Regions from separate parts of the Homo sapiens genome. Here region 1 is linked to region 2. A link is an interaction called in ENCODE POLR2A ChIA-PET data of the cell type or tissue named here. Cell type or tissue: Panc1. All regions are shown on one strand. Links, peaks and the distances in the headings refer to the core of each region. The heading gives the core; the rest is flanking DNA. Region 1 overlaps ROBO1 (roundabout guidance receptor 1). Region 2 overlaps ROBO1 (roundabout guidance receptor 1).

Region 1 (7,188 bases), core at 2,876-5,375, 68 kb before region 2:
ATTGAAGAATATAATAGGAGCCCATTCAAGATTTTAAACATAGGCAATTCAAATATGGAGCTTTACCGACATTTTCCAAAGAGATGCTTAGTACCATGTGTGGCCTTATCCCACTCTCTCACTGATATCCTGTTACTCTTAATGGCCTTGATCTCAGCTTTCTAAACTTTGCTTTTTATAATGGATATAATTTACCTCTTGTCAGCAATTGACATAGTTGACCTTTTTTTTTTGAAATATTCTCTTTCCTAGAATTTCATGGCACCCAGCTATATCAGGATTGCATCCAACTTTCATGTAACCGAAGTTAGGACATTTAACCAGATTGGTTTAAATTTAATGCCTGAGATAGGCCATATAGAGAATGTATAGTGGCTTTATATGATTTTCCTCTTATTCATCTGGCTGAGTCTTTCTTGGCCTATAGCTAAAATATTCCATTTCTCGAGGATTTGTCATAGGCTTTGTTTTTTGCTTTATGACTTACCCTGAAGACCACACCCACCTCCTTGCATTCACATACCAATTTTGTCCTGATTCACTCTCTGTTCTCTCATCCCCAGCCTGAACCTCTATACTCAGCTCCATTTGGAGGTCCTGGTGGTACCTGCAGCTCAAATGTCCAAAATGCGACTTTTCATCTTGCTTCTCATTCCTGACTTTCCTCTATTATTTCCTAACGATGATAATGATGCCATTATCCATCCAACCCTCCAGACCAGAAACCTGCGATTGATTCTTCCCGACTTTCTTTCCACAGCAGTTGAGCCTCAGGTCTTGCTGATGTTTTCTCCTGAACAGCTTCAGTATTTTCCCACTTATCTCCATTTCCTTTGCAATTTGAATCAGAATCACCATTATTTCTCATCTTAGTAACTATAATACTCTTTTGCAAGTACAAATCTCATCAGTCCCTCTAGATGCTCACTCAGAGATTCTCAATTGCTTCTAAAGTCTTAATTTTTAAAAATGACTTCCAAGGATCTATATGACCCCAGCATTGTGGCCTAGAATTCAACCCCATCCCTTTGATCTAGTAAAATGTATATATTGGCTGGGTGTGGTGGCTCACGCCTATAATCCCAGCACTTTGGGAGGCTGAGGCGGGTGGATCATGAGGTCAGGAGTTTGAGACCAGCCTGGCCAACATGATGAAACCCCATCTCTCCTAAAAATGCTAGAATTAGCCATGTGTGGGGGTGGGCATCTGGAGTGGCAGCTACTGGGGAGGCTGAGGCAGGAGAGTTGCTTGAACCTGGGAGGCGGAGGTTGCAGTGAGCTGAGATGGCGCCATTGTACTCCAGCCTGGGCAACAGAGCGATACTCTGTCTCAAAAAAAAAAAAGTACATTTTGCTTCAGAGTTCAGCAGAGCCATCACTTCCACCTGGGCTCTTTTTCTTTATCCCCACTCCTCCCACACCCACCACAAGTTAAAGGTAACCATAAATGGACCACCCTCTATCCCTTTATCATAGTATGTCACTCCTGCATTGTGAGGAAATCTTCATTCTTCTGTATTTGGCACTTACTTCTCACCGCTGTGTATACCTTGTAGTACCTGGCACAGGTCACAAAAGTATTATTATTAATTTTTTGTCAATAAAAGATTGTATACAAAGATTCTTTTCAACCAACATCAATGAAAAAAGGTGTTTTTCGTTATATTTGAAGGGTAAGGTACAATTTACATTTTGTTCCCACAGTGGAAATGAGTGATTGCGCACAAATTATCCATATTTTTATACCTGCTCGGCCTTATGCCTCATTTTTTTCCTGTTTGGAAACAAATAATTTTTTTCTAGAATAAACTAATTAGAAGTCATATTTGTGAGTGTCCAATGCAGCTCAGCTTTTTCAAAAGAGCTTCAAGTACAACATTATTTAATACATATTCTGATCATTAGCTCAGATGATAAAATTTGACTATAAAATTTAGTGAACCTTAAGTAGAATGAAATTATGTTTCAGAATCTATACTAAACAGCAGATATTATACATAGGTATTTAAAGGGGAATATGCATTGATGGACATCACTAGAAATAAGCAAAAGTTTCCTTAAATTGTTACATAAGCAGAAAAAAGTATTCATTAACATTATAGCTAAATGTATAGTGTAAAAGTTTACCTCAATGTTTACTTTAATAACCTAACATGTACCGCTTGAAACTCAATTAAAAGGCATGACAACATAGAACCTTGAAAATAATTTGGAATTTAGATTTTTAAAATATTAAATTAAAAAAATAATAGATTTAAAAACAATTGCTACTTTATTTTTAAATTATCAAAATTATTAATTTAAGTATTTTAAAATATAAATATTTCCATGTAAATGTAAAACAATTTACAGATATTAAATATTTAAGACTCTAAATATTTAATTATTTTTGGAACACTCTGCTTTTGTTTAAAGTGAGACACAAAATTCAGAAACTAGAATGTCACAGCCTTTGCCATTGCAGCTTGCTTCCTTTGACTGAGATGTGCTGATAGTAACCATTTTCTAAGCTATAATGATTAATGCTACTTAGGGGAGGTAGGAAAAAAGTTAATTTAACTGGAGTCGTTCAGTTTTAAAGGGATTTTATTGAACACAGAAAGTATACACAAACACACACACACACTGAAGAAATATTTTAATATGCCTGTTACAGATGCAGTTACAGCTCTTTTTTGTTTTTCAGTGTTTTTAGAATGTCAGATCCAAATATTTTTTATTTTTTAAAAATAAAGTTGAAACATATGATTTATTCATGAAATTTCAGAGGGGGAAAATATGAACAAAGGAATCCCTCTCCCTCTAACCTTGCCCTGAAATGCTACAATGACTGTGATAATTAGCTCCATGTTATTATAGATTATTTTTCTTATAAATAATTTATATTTCAGTTTGCTTTAGTTCTTTAAAAAGGCAAAGCATGAAATTGATTAGATATAATTGTACGTTTGATTAATATTTAATTTGAAATTATTTTGCAGCTTCAAGTTTAGATGTAACTGTCACATTTTAGAATACTAAGTGTATATTAGATAGCTTGGTATAAATGTCTTCCTAATTATTCACTTTTTTATTATTCAAAAGCACCATTTCTCATAGCTATACATCATGTTTTATAATGTGTGTATGTGTATGTATACATACTTATACATGTATGTGTGTATATGTATTTATATATGTGTATTTTTTTTTTCTTTTGTTGGATAACAGAGTTGACTCAATTTAGACATCACCTTTTTTTTCTTCCCTAAGGAGTTCAGGTCATAATTCAATAATACTACATATATAACAAGTACTGTTATAAATGCAAGTATTAACCAATTTGAAAACATAGCTCATTCATTCCACATAAAACACAAGTTCCTACTTTGAGGGACTGTTTGCATCGCCTCCTTCGCCTTCTCAGAGGAACTCAGGAAATCAGTTCACCTTCTTAGAGGAACTCAAGTAATCAGAGCTGTTGCTCCACTGAAGCTCCTGGAAGGGTAGAGGCCAGAGGACCTCCTATGGGGACAGATTTCTCGGGCAGCTTGAGTTGATGAGCTGGAGAGGTGGCTTGAGGAAGGAGTAACTTCTTCTGGAATGAGAAGTTTCTCACTTCTTCCTCTTCTTTCCAGTCACATCATTTCTTTCTTCCCTTAGCGGCATTTCAATTTTCTAGAAAAGCGGAGACTACTATAGAGTAGCATTACACACACCATTTAAAGCTTTTTCTCTGATTCAGCTGAAGTCTCTGGAATCTGTCTGGTGGCAATCTACAATTCTATGGACAGTCACTCTGGTCCTGGGGAAAGGGAAGATATTAATCAGTCCCTTTCCACTTTAGAAAATGACTTGCAAAAAATAAATGAAACAAACCAGGGATGGGATCATGTGAATAAGATATTTTTGCTTACCATTGAGTTTCCTTCATGAAATGTCAGTTCCATGAGGATAAGGACCTTGTAACTCCTAATAACTGCTGATCTAGAACAGTACCTGGCACAGAAAAAGTCTCAAAAATGTTTAGTGAATGAATGTACTCTGAGCTTAACTCTTGAAGCTGATTTTCTGGGGCTGAAAGGTAAGGACCTGATAGTATCTCTGGAACTCTGTGACTTCATTTTCTTGTCTATAAGAGGGCAATGCTATATGTTATCTTGCTTAATAATTGCATAATTGGATAACTATTGGAAAATAATTTGCACTAGTCAGAGATAGGCATTATCCAGATAAGAGATAATTATCTTTATTAAATAGTCAATGATGTCCTTAGAACTTCTGATATTTCTAATGGTTTTGCAAAACTGCAGTCTTAGTGCCTGAAAGAAAATCAGACAATGAGTCCAGATGCGATAGCTCACACCTGTAATGCCAGCACTTTGGGAGGCAGAGGCGGGTGGATCCCTTGAGGTCAGGAGTTCGAGACTATGGTGAAACCCCATCTCTACTAAAAATACAAAAGTTAGCCAGGCGTTGTGGTGCATGCCTGTAATTCCAGCTACTCGGGAAGCTGAGGCAGGAGAATCGCTTGAACCCGGGAGGCAGAGGTTGCAGTGAGCTGAGATCGTGCCACTGCACTCCAGCCTGGGTGACAGAACAAGAATGAGACTCTGTCAAAAAAAAAAAAAAAAAAGAAGAAGAAGAAGGAGAAGAAGAAAATCAGACAGTGGTTTTATAAAAAAGTAATCGAGAGAGGATAGGGAGAGGAAGAGGGAGAAGGAGAAAGACAGGGAGAGGACTTTAAATTAGTTAGCTCTGACTACCTTGCCTATGAACTTTTCTTTGAAATTATGCTTTTCTATGAGAATTTGTATATTTTTTGTTGATGTTTCTAGCCTTTTAGCCTGATGATAGGACCTTTGAGTGTCTGTCTAGGATACATTGGTAGGTAAGGGTAGACCATGATCATTTTTGGCAGAAATGAAGCCTGTTTCCAGAAGGCACGTTCCTCCATGATTTTCCTGAACATTTTTGGTTGATGACTTGGGGGTCAGGGAATCCATTCAGGTGAGAGGTTAGTTTTTTGGTCTTCAAATTGGAAGAGCAACTTTAGCCTTTGATTTGTATTATCTTCTCACAGCAACTATTATGTTGACTGCCTGTACATGCCTTCAATACCATGTAAACCTAGTTTATCTTTTGTATATTTGATTTCTTAGATGGTTAGAGCTGCCTGTAATCCCAGCACTTTGGGAGGCCGAGGTGGGCAGACCTCATGATCTACTAAATAAGAGAAATTTTCTCTTATTAATAAGAAAAACCCATCTCTACTAAAATAAGAAAAAATAGCTGGGCATGGTGGTGCACGCCAGTAGTTCCAGCTACTCGGGAGGCCAAGGAAGGGGAATCGCTTGAACCCGAGAGGCGGAGGTTGCAGTGAACTGAGATCGTGCCACTGCAGTCCAGCCTGGACAGAGCAAGATTCTGTTTCAAAAAAAAAAAAAAGGATTGTTAGAGCTGTTTCCTGTTCTTTTATATGTGTTGTGTTTTCCTTGTACATAATATTTTGAAAACTTTAACTATTCATGCCAGATTTTGTTCCCTGTTTAAAAGTGTGTTTCTGTGTCAGTGAACTTTTACATATTTTATATACAAACATACCCATTTGTATTGTTACTCAAAAACTTTTGAAAAATGCTTGTTACTTTCCTAAAATAAGGTGAGCTTATATTGCGAACAAAATCGTATTATTTCAGAGGCATTCCATTTGGGACATTTACTGTACTACAGGGAATCTCTCATTTCAAAATGACCTGTGTTGCAGTTATTGTTTATAAAACTGTTCATTTATCTGACATAAGGGGCTAATCAAACTGCTTAAGTACATTCCTGGATGTTTGGAAGATTTTTAAGCGCCATAGAGAGGGTACTTATGCTATGGAAATTGTGTTTATATATATATGCATAATTGCCACTGAAATTCTGAACAGACCCAAAGGAAGAAAAATACTGTGATTTAAATAAAGCTAACATAATTAATTTATATCTATTTTATATTTGACTTAGTGGGATAAATTGTTTTGTGGAAAACCATATTATAAAATAGTCTAAGTTTTTTATAGTTGAGGAAGAATTTGAGGTGAAAGATCATGTTAATTGTAACAATTGCCAGTACTTTGTGTTCACTATGTGTCTGGCACTGATTTATGTTTATTAATTTACTACATCCTCAGAACAATTCAGTGAAGTAGGTATTACTAATATTCTTACTTTGAGATTATGAAACCGAGGCTCAGGTAGTTTAAATAAATTTGCCATGTCACACGCAGTGGCTCATGCCTGTTATAACCAACACTTTGGGATGCTGAGGCAGGAGGATTGCTTGAGGCCAGGAGTTGGAGCCCACTCTGGGGAAAACATGTTGAGATCTTGCCTCTGCAAAAATAAAGTAAAATAAAATTTAAAAAAAGTAAAAAAATAAAATCAGCTGAGCATGGTGACATGCACCTGTGGTACCAGCTACTTTGGAGGCTAAGTTGAGAGGCAGTGATGGGAGGATCATTTGACGGCCCAGAGGTTGAGGCTGCAGTGAGCTGTGTTTGTGTCATTGCACTCCAGCCTGGGTAACAGAGTAAAACCTTCTGTCAAAAAAAAAAAAAAAAAAAAAAAAAAAACTGAAAGAAAGAAAAAGAAAGGCTGGGTACGGTGGCTCATGCCTGTAATCCCAGCACTTTGGGAGGCCGAGGTGGGCGGATCATCAGATCAGGAGTTTGAGACCAGCCTGACCAACATTGTGAAATCCCGTCTCTACTAAAAATAAAAAAAAGTTAGCCGTGCGTGGTGGCACCTGCCTGTAATCCTAGCTACTCAGGAGGCTGAGGCAGGAGAATTGCTTGAACCTGGGAGGCAGAGGTTGCAGTGAGCTGAGATTGTGCCACTGTACTCCAGCCTGGGCAACAGAGCAAGACTCCATCTCAAAAAAAAGAAAAAAAAAATTGTCCATGCCTATAATCCTTATGTTATTTTGTCTCTAACAGTTAAAGCCTTTCATTAATCATGAAGGATTCTTAATCATGAAAGTGAAATGTAGGACAAATTCATCTTGTATGTAAGACAATTACCTTCTCACTAAATAATGCTAAGGCATGATATATTTTATTTCCTTTGGGAATATAATTGTTACTATAGTAGTCAGTATGTTGCAAAATACGCAGTTTTTAATTTACATTTTCCTATTTGTTTTCCGAATTCACACTGAATCATAGA
Region 2 (7,188 bases), core at 2,338-4,837:
AAGAGATGAATGAGAACAGTTTTAGGGGTTTGGGAATTAATCTCTTGCTCCTGATTTCCTGTGGTGTGTCCTGTAAGGGAATGACTGTCCCCGGTTGTTCCTGCTTTCTAACTTTATTTAAATAAGTCTCCTTATGAGCTAGCCACACTTAAAGCCCTGTCCCCCTACTCCTCGCTGTTTAATGATGAAGACCTGTTTGTGGGCTGACAAAGGTGGGGTGGTGAGTTAGCTGGGAGCTGGAGGCATCCGATATTTCAGTCTCAAATCTTGACAATATATCAGGAATTTCCTGTGTTCTACATGACAGTTGAACATTTGTCAGAGTGATGACCTTGAGGCATTGTAAGATTTGGTAACATCAAAGTTTCCATTATGTTCAGTACACTCTCTCTACTGAAAGTAATCCTTCTAGAAAGTAATACTGATTTCAGAGAAAAAGGGTCGCCCTTAACCAAAGGCCTTATGAGTTAACGCCTGGATTTCAAAAGAGGGAGACCAACCTGGGTTCCCATCTAGTTTCACCAATTCCTAGATGTGTATCCTTAGGCAAATTTCCTTAATGCTGTGAGTATACATTTCACTGTGCACCAGCGTCACCTGGAGGGCTTGATAAAACACAGATTTCTGGCCACGTCCAGAGTTTCTGAGTCAGCAGGTCTGGGGTGGGGTCTGAGAGTTTGCCTTTCGAAAATGTTCCCATATGATGCTGATGCTGATGCTGCTGGTCTGGGAAAAACACTTGGAGAACCACTGCCTTAACTTCTTTAAGTCTGTTTTCTCATATCTAAAACAGGAATATTTAGAGTTGACATCTTTGGGGCTATTGAGAATAGGGGACACTTCAAAATACCACACTCAGAATAAGGACTCAATGGATGCTAACTCTTAAATTAATCCTTATGATTAATTGTCTAAAGCATAAAACATTTAAAATTTTAAAATGTTAAGTTTTTAAGACAGCTGATTAACCTACTGTGATTGTAAGACATATTTCTCATATAATGTGTACCCATGTCTAATAGATAAAAATGAAACTTGCCTATGAGGCTACAACCTTTTTTATGTAGACATTTTCAGTACTTTACCACATTCATTTGTTTTCACAAATTTGTTGTCTAATGATTATGCCACCCATTTGAGGCCTAAAAAAGCAATTTTTAAAAGGATGAATATTGTGTGAATAAATGTCATAAATAATATTTATCATCAGAGCTCTAATTGTTGATTTTTGAATGAGTATAGATACAAATGCAATTGTTTTAAAGACTGACTTGTCCAATAAAATTAGCCTTTAGTTAATGCTGTAAACATTGTTAGAAAAAATCAAAGCTTAGTTTGAAATGAGAATTTTAAAAGATTAAAAATAGGCCTAGGAGGTGCTTGTTAGTATTAGAGAAAATAATGGTGAGACTTTCCAAATGTCTTTCTTTTATAGGATATTTTGGCTATCTAGAATGCGCAAATGTATTTTAATAAAATGCAGATTATTCATTAAACTGTATATATAAAATATATAAAACATTGAACAGTGTTATATGAAATATAATTTTTAAAAAGAAAACACTTTTTTCTTTCATTATGTACTAAACATAAAATATATCAAAGGAGATTGGGTAATTTTTATTTTTATTTTTATTTATTTTTATTATTTTCTTATTTTTATTAAGTTGGACTCCACCTAAAGGTCAGGGCACATAAGTAGATATAGACTTCATTTGATATAGCTTGGACTCTTGCAATTATTGGTTATACGCTAAATGTTGAGAGAATTAATTGCATGTCCTTACAATGTTTGGGTTACCTTGAAAAATTCAATGACCTTCAAATTTATGATACTATATTTTATCTCTCAGGATGACATCCTTGTAATAAGCATAGGAAAGTTATTTGGCTTCAGATAGCGTCTATAGTCTTCTGGTGACATGTTTATTCACTTTGTTTATGTGGTTGTTCTTGGCCTTTTCCCCTGGATTTTCTCATACTGTTTTTTTTTTTTTTTCTTTTTTTTGCTAGGTTATTTGTTGTAGGTTAAATGTACCTCTCAAGTTTAGCTCCAGTTTTTGTGTTCCATGTAAAAATGTATAATGAGGCCTAGAAACAGTAATACAGATTTTGTGTTTAAAACTGATTTCTTATGCTGAAAACCGTAGAGGAATTACAACCATCATGTAGATTACTTAGGAAATAGATCTTCCTTTTAGAATGTAATTTGTTACTCTGAAGCTTGAAAAAAAAGAAAAAGGAAAGTTCTGGTAGTGTGTCATTTCTGAATATTCCCTTGGAATTGACTATATTTTGAGTTTTAAATTTTTCTCTTCTTAGTATAATAAAAACAGCATGTAAAAGTAATTTTTGATCCTGATAACGTTTCCTGGTTTCATTTCCGTTAGTATTTAAAAAGGAAAAAAAAATATTCTCCAAAGTTTTCATAATTTTATGTTGACTGAGTGAGGTGTTTGTGATACTTTTTCTTTTGCAATTCTTTGTTCATATTAGGATTTTTTAAAGCAATTTTTTTTTCTGTTTAATGATCTTTAAAACAGACGTTTCTTCCTTGTTATTCTTGTCTGTGACCTAGTCTTAAAGTTAAGCTTCAAGTAATGCTAGTTTATCAGCTGTAACAGGATACAGCATGAAGTCTGAGCAGAAAAGTTTAAAGACACATAATAATAAGTAAAGCATAGCTTAGTGAGGTTATCTAAGAAATTTTAACTCTTAAGGACCATCTAATTTGAATACTTATGATATAAAATGTTAATGAAAAAATCCACATATCCTAGCAGTGCGGAGGTGTTTCATTTGTTTAAAGCAAATAATCTATCCAGGTATTGTGGCACTGGTGAACTTGCCTTGGTGAATTTACAGTTGCCCAGGCTCTGCCTGACTTTGCAGGCTTGGAAAACTGGTTTGTTAGCACTCCAAGAGCAGATCTAATTCTCAGAGTAGACTTACGTTAATCAAGCTCAGAGAGACGTATTAGTATGTGAACCAGAATGCTAACTTGGGCACTTAGGTTCTCCAGACACCAAATCTGTTTTGAATAGTCGAACTACAAATGCAGACTCCATTTGGGATACTGCTGGGTGAACATGAAATCAGCGTAAGTGATCAAGGTACCATTCAAGTGTTTAGTGGCTTCAGGCTTATGGTCCTTATGGCTTTTTTTTTTCAAATCAGACACTCTGTGTGTCCCCAGGAAGGGATAAATCATGTGCTTATATATTGGCATACTCTTCAGTGGATCATAGTTGGATGTTTAATCCCAATAAAACTTCTGTTCTATGACCTTCCTTTTGTTTGTTCTTTTGCTGACCAACTCACATCCTTTTCAAGATAAAACCATGTTTTTTAAGATAGGTTATATCATTCTATCGAAGTACAAATAAATTTTGGTTCCCTGGAAAACTCTTGTTTGTCCTATGTTTTCTAAAACCTTTAATATTTTGGCAAACTATAAAAGTTAGTTGAAATATGTGAAAGGAACCTATAATCTTCATCGCATTTTTTTAGACAAATTTCTATATTAAAATTGTATGCAATTGCCAACGTGTATCACCTTGGAAAAATTTTAATATTTGCAATAAAATGATTTATTCATGAGTTGTACTATGAATTTCTAAGTCTTGTAGTTAAAACAGTTTATTGCTTGTTTCTAATTATAAAACTAATACATGCTTTTTCAAGAAAATCATAGAATAGAGACATGAATAAAGAAGAAGTTAAAATGTATTAATAATCCTGCCACACAAAGAAAGCCCTTCTTAATATTTTTGCATATATATTTTTGACACATAAAAATATTACTTGACTGTTAAGTGATTATATTAGTCAGGGTTCTCCAGACAAATAGAACCAGTAAGATATATGTCTCTCTCTATGTGTACACACACTCCCACACACACATATATATTATATGTATGTATTTATATTTTTATATACAACATATTATATATAATAGTAATAAATATATACTAATAAAAATTATATTTATAGTTTTATATATAATACATCATATTGATTATGTATATAATATATATATTATATATATGTATGTATTCAGGGGAACCATAGAGAAATGGCTCACATAATTGTGTGACTGTGGGGGCAGGCAAACTGAAATTTACAGGGCATGCCCACAGATTAAGGACTCAGGGAAGAGTGGATATTGCCGTCTTGAATCCAAAGGCAGTCTGGGGGCAGAATTATTTCTTCCTTAGAGAACCTCAACATTTTTTCTTAAGGTGTTTGATATGGATTGGCTGTGTCCCCACCCAAATCTCATCTTGAATTGTAGCTCCCATAATTCCCATGTGTTGTGGGAAGGATCTGGTGGGAGATAATTCAATCATGGGAGTGGTGTCTTCCATACTGTTGACCTGGTAGTGAATAAGTCTCATGAGATCTGATGGTTTTATATGGGGAAACCCTTTTCTCTTGGTTCTCATTCTCTCTTACCTGCCACCACATAAGATGTCCTTTTTGCCTTCCGCTATCATTGTGAGGCCTCTCCAGTCACGTGGAACTGTGAGTCCATTAAACCTCTTTTTCTTTATAAATTACCCAGTCTCAGGTATGTCTTTATCAGCAGCGTGAAAATGGACTAATACAGCGTTCAACTGGTTGGATGAGGTTCAGCCACATTATGGAGGGTAATTTGCCTTACTCAAAGTCTACTGATTTAAATTTTAATCACATCTAAAAAATACCTTTATAGCAACATCTAGACTGCTGTTTGAACAAATGACTGGGTACCATAGCCCAGCCAAGATCATACAAAATTAACCATCACAATATATAAATAAATACATACATACATACACACACACACACCCCACACATACATACTATATATGAAATACAATATATATTATATATGTATATATACTGTATATATATGCACATATCCTATACTTAATATTTGTATGTATATATACAAAAATTACATATTTTCTCTCTCTAAATATAGAGAGTGTGTATGTGTATTTGCTGCTCCTCAGTTTTCTGTCTCCTTTATGTGCTACTTTTGCTTAACTTACCTCCTCCTTTCTTCCTCCCTCCCATCACCTCTCCCGTACTCCTTTTCTTCCATCCTCCTTCCTTCTTCTCCCCTGCTCTTCAAACCACTTATATAACTGATGACTCCCAGAACTGTCTTCTAAGCTACAGACTGATAAGTGCCAAATGTTTACTATCATTTCCACTTGAACATCCTGTAGTCACCTCAAAAAGCAAATGTCTGAAATGGAATGTCTAATTTCCTCCAATCTGTTCCTTCTTTTTTTCTTGTCTCCATGAATGAAATTGGCCCAGACAGTTTTTAATGCCACCTTCTTTTTTATATGCATAAACCTATGAACCATTCTATTCCCATTCAGTGGCTACCGTGAATAGTATCTGTTGGCCAAATAGCTCACAATACATCACTACCATTTGTCTTTTCTTAGCTGGTGCCTTTGCCTATATACTTCATCCCTTTGAAACTGTGTTTGTCACACAGTTATTATGAAAACCTATTTGATATGTGAATTCAAAGTTATCATTTCCTTCCTTAAGATCTCTCAAAGGGTCCTATTGCCTTCATGGTAAAATCCATATTCCTTAGCCTGTTACCCAAAGTCTTTCATGATTTGATCCCTGCCTAAATCCTTTGTCTCATTCACAGGAGCCTTCCTTCTCATTGCTAAAATAACAGGGCATAAAATATTGAGGACAAAGGATTAAACACTGGGCAAGCATTAAATGATTCTAATGAAAAATTACAACAAAAATGAATTAAATCATGATGCTGACCACAGTTTTTTAAATAATTTTTGGTTGGTGATTTCTTAATAATAACTGAATTGCCAGTCTCCTGTTAAAGAGTTTTGTCACTGGAAGTATATTTAATAAGAGTTGTTATAACACACTACACTACAGAAAGTAGAACTGACATTCTCTTCCATGCCGAAGAGAGAAATCTCTTATAATGATAAAGATTCTCATTTAATTGGAGTCTCTAGATATGTTACAGAGGTTTAAAGTACTTCTTCCACAAATCATCTTTGCACTTCTACTTAACATGTATTAAATTGCTTTGCTTAATTATAAATATCCTATAATCCTAAATGAGATCCCTAAATGGCTTTAGGGATTGATAGAAACCATTAAAAATGAACACATAATAGAAGTTATGTTTCATTTCCTAGGAACTGATTCTAAATTAAAACATGGATTAAATTTCTGGGAATAACTATACACATTATTTAATGTGTTTCTTAAATTTAAAATATATGAAGAAATTATTATTCATAACCTTATTGATAACTGGCCATAAATGGCCCATAAATGTTTGCTTATACTGTTTAATATATTATCCTAAAAAAAATCACTCAATTTTTAATAGTTTTTTTAATGTGTTGGCTGACAGTCTATACATTATTTTGGATTAAATGAAGAGAATTAACCTAAAGAAATCAAAATCTCAACAGCAATGACTGATTTACCTATTATAAAAGTTATCCATGCTTTTTGTTGTTTTATTCTTAAATATTCTATTAACTTGCTCATTGTATTATTTGTACTTTATATTGATGAGGATCAATAAATGTTACTTGACAGTACTGATGTACAATTTAATAAAATTGATTTATATATTTTCATCTGCTTTCAGGTGCCCTTTCTGAATAAATTTTTATAGTTTATCTGTGAGAATTATTAACCATATTTAATAGATAACCATATGGTAATAAAACAGCTAACAGTTATTGAATGTATTCTGTATGCCAGGAAATGTGCCAAGTGCTCTCCATGGAGTATAATATCCACAGCTACTCTGTGATGAGGAAAGTGGGACCTGGTTAGTTAGAGTCCCGACTTACCCAAATGCCATAAGGACTGGTAACTCTAATCATTGTCTTTTTAATGACAGTATTCATACGTAAACTAAGAAGCATGTGCTTTTAAAATGTAATCTTATATGTTTAGAATTATTTAAAAGAGGTCTAGTTAAGAGCAAAAGGTAATAAAACATGTTATCCTTTCAGTTGAGGTGTTTTCCAGACCAGAAAAGGACTTTCCAGAGACAGAATCATCCTGTTTATCTTCTAGAATCTTCTGCAATTGTGTTTTCTACCTTATAGTTTAAATAGACCAATAAGAAGGACCAAAAACAACAACAAAAAATGACACAAAGAAAATGATAGGTGTGAC

The links. Peaks named below come from ENCODE experiments on the same cell type or tissue, not always from the same donor. Only the 100,000 strongest peaks of a DNase experiment are listed, where the experiment ranks them.
Region 1: POLR2A ChIA-PET joins it to region 2 with 5 read pairs; 5 of 35 experiments call an interaction of 5 or more read pairs at or near these places.

Annotation. Positions count from the first base shown.
Region 1 is chr3:78,920,033-78,927,220 of GRCh38, reverse strand. The region is part of intron 4 of ROBO1 (roundabout guidance receptor 1); the gene reads left to right. Among named protein-coding and RNA genes, the nearest start is that of MIR3923, 580 kb to the left of the region's middle. In Panc1, for the core only: no CTCF peak of the experiment used is centred there; no DNase peak of the experiment used is centred there.
Region 2 is chr3:78,851,105-78,858,292 of GRCh38, reverse strand. The region is part of intron 4 of ROBO1 (roundabout guidance receptor 1); the gene reads left to right. Among named protein-coding and RNA genes, the nearest start is that of MIR3923, 650 kb to the left of the region's middle. In Panc1, for the core only: no CTCF peak of the experiment used is centred there; no DNase peak of the experiment used is centred there; H3K4me3 peaks cover 224 bases; H3K27ac peaks cover 1,034 bases.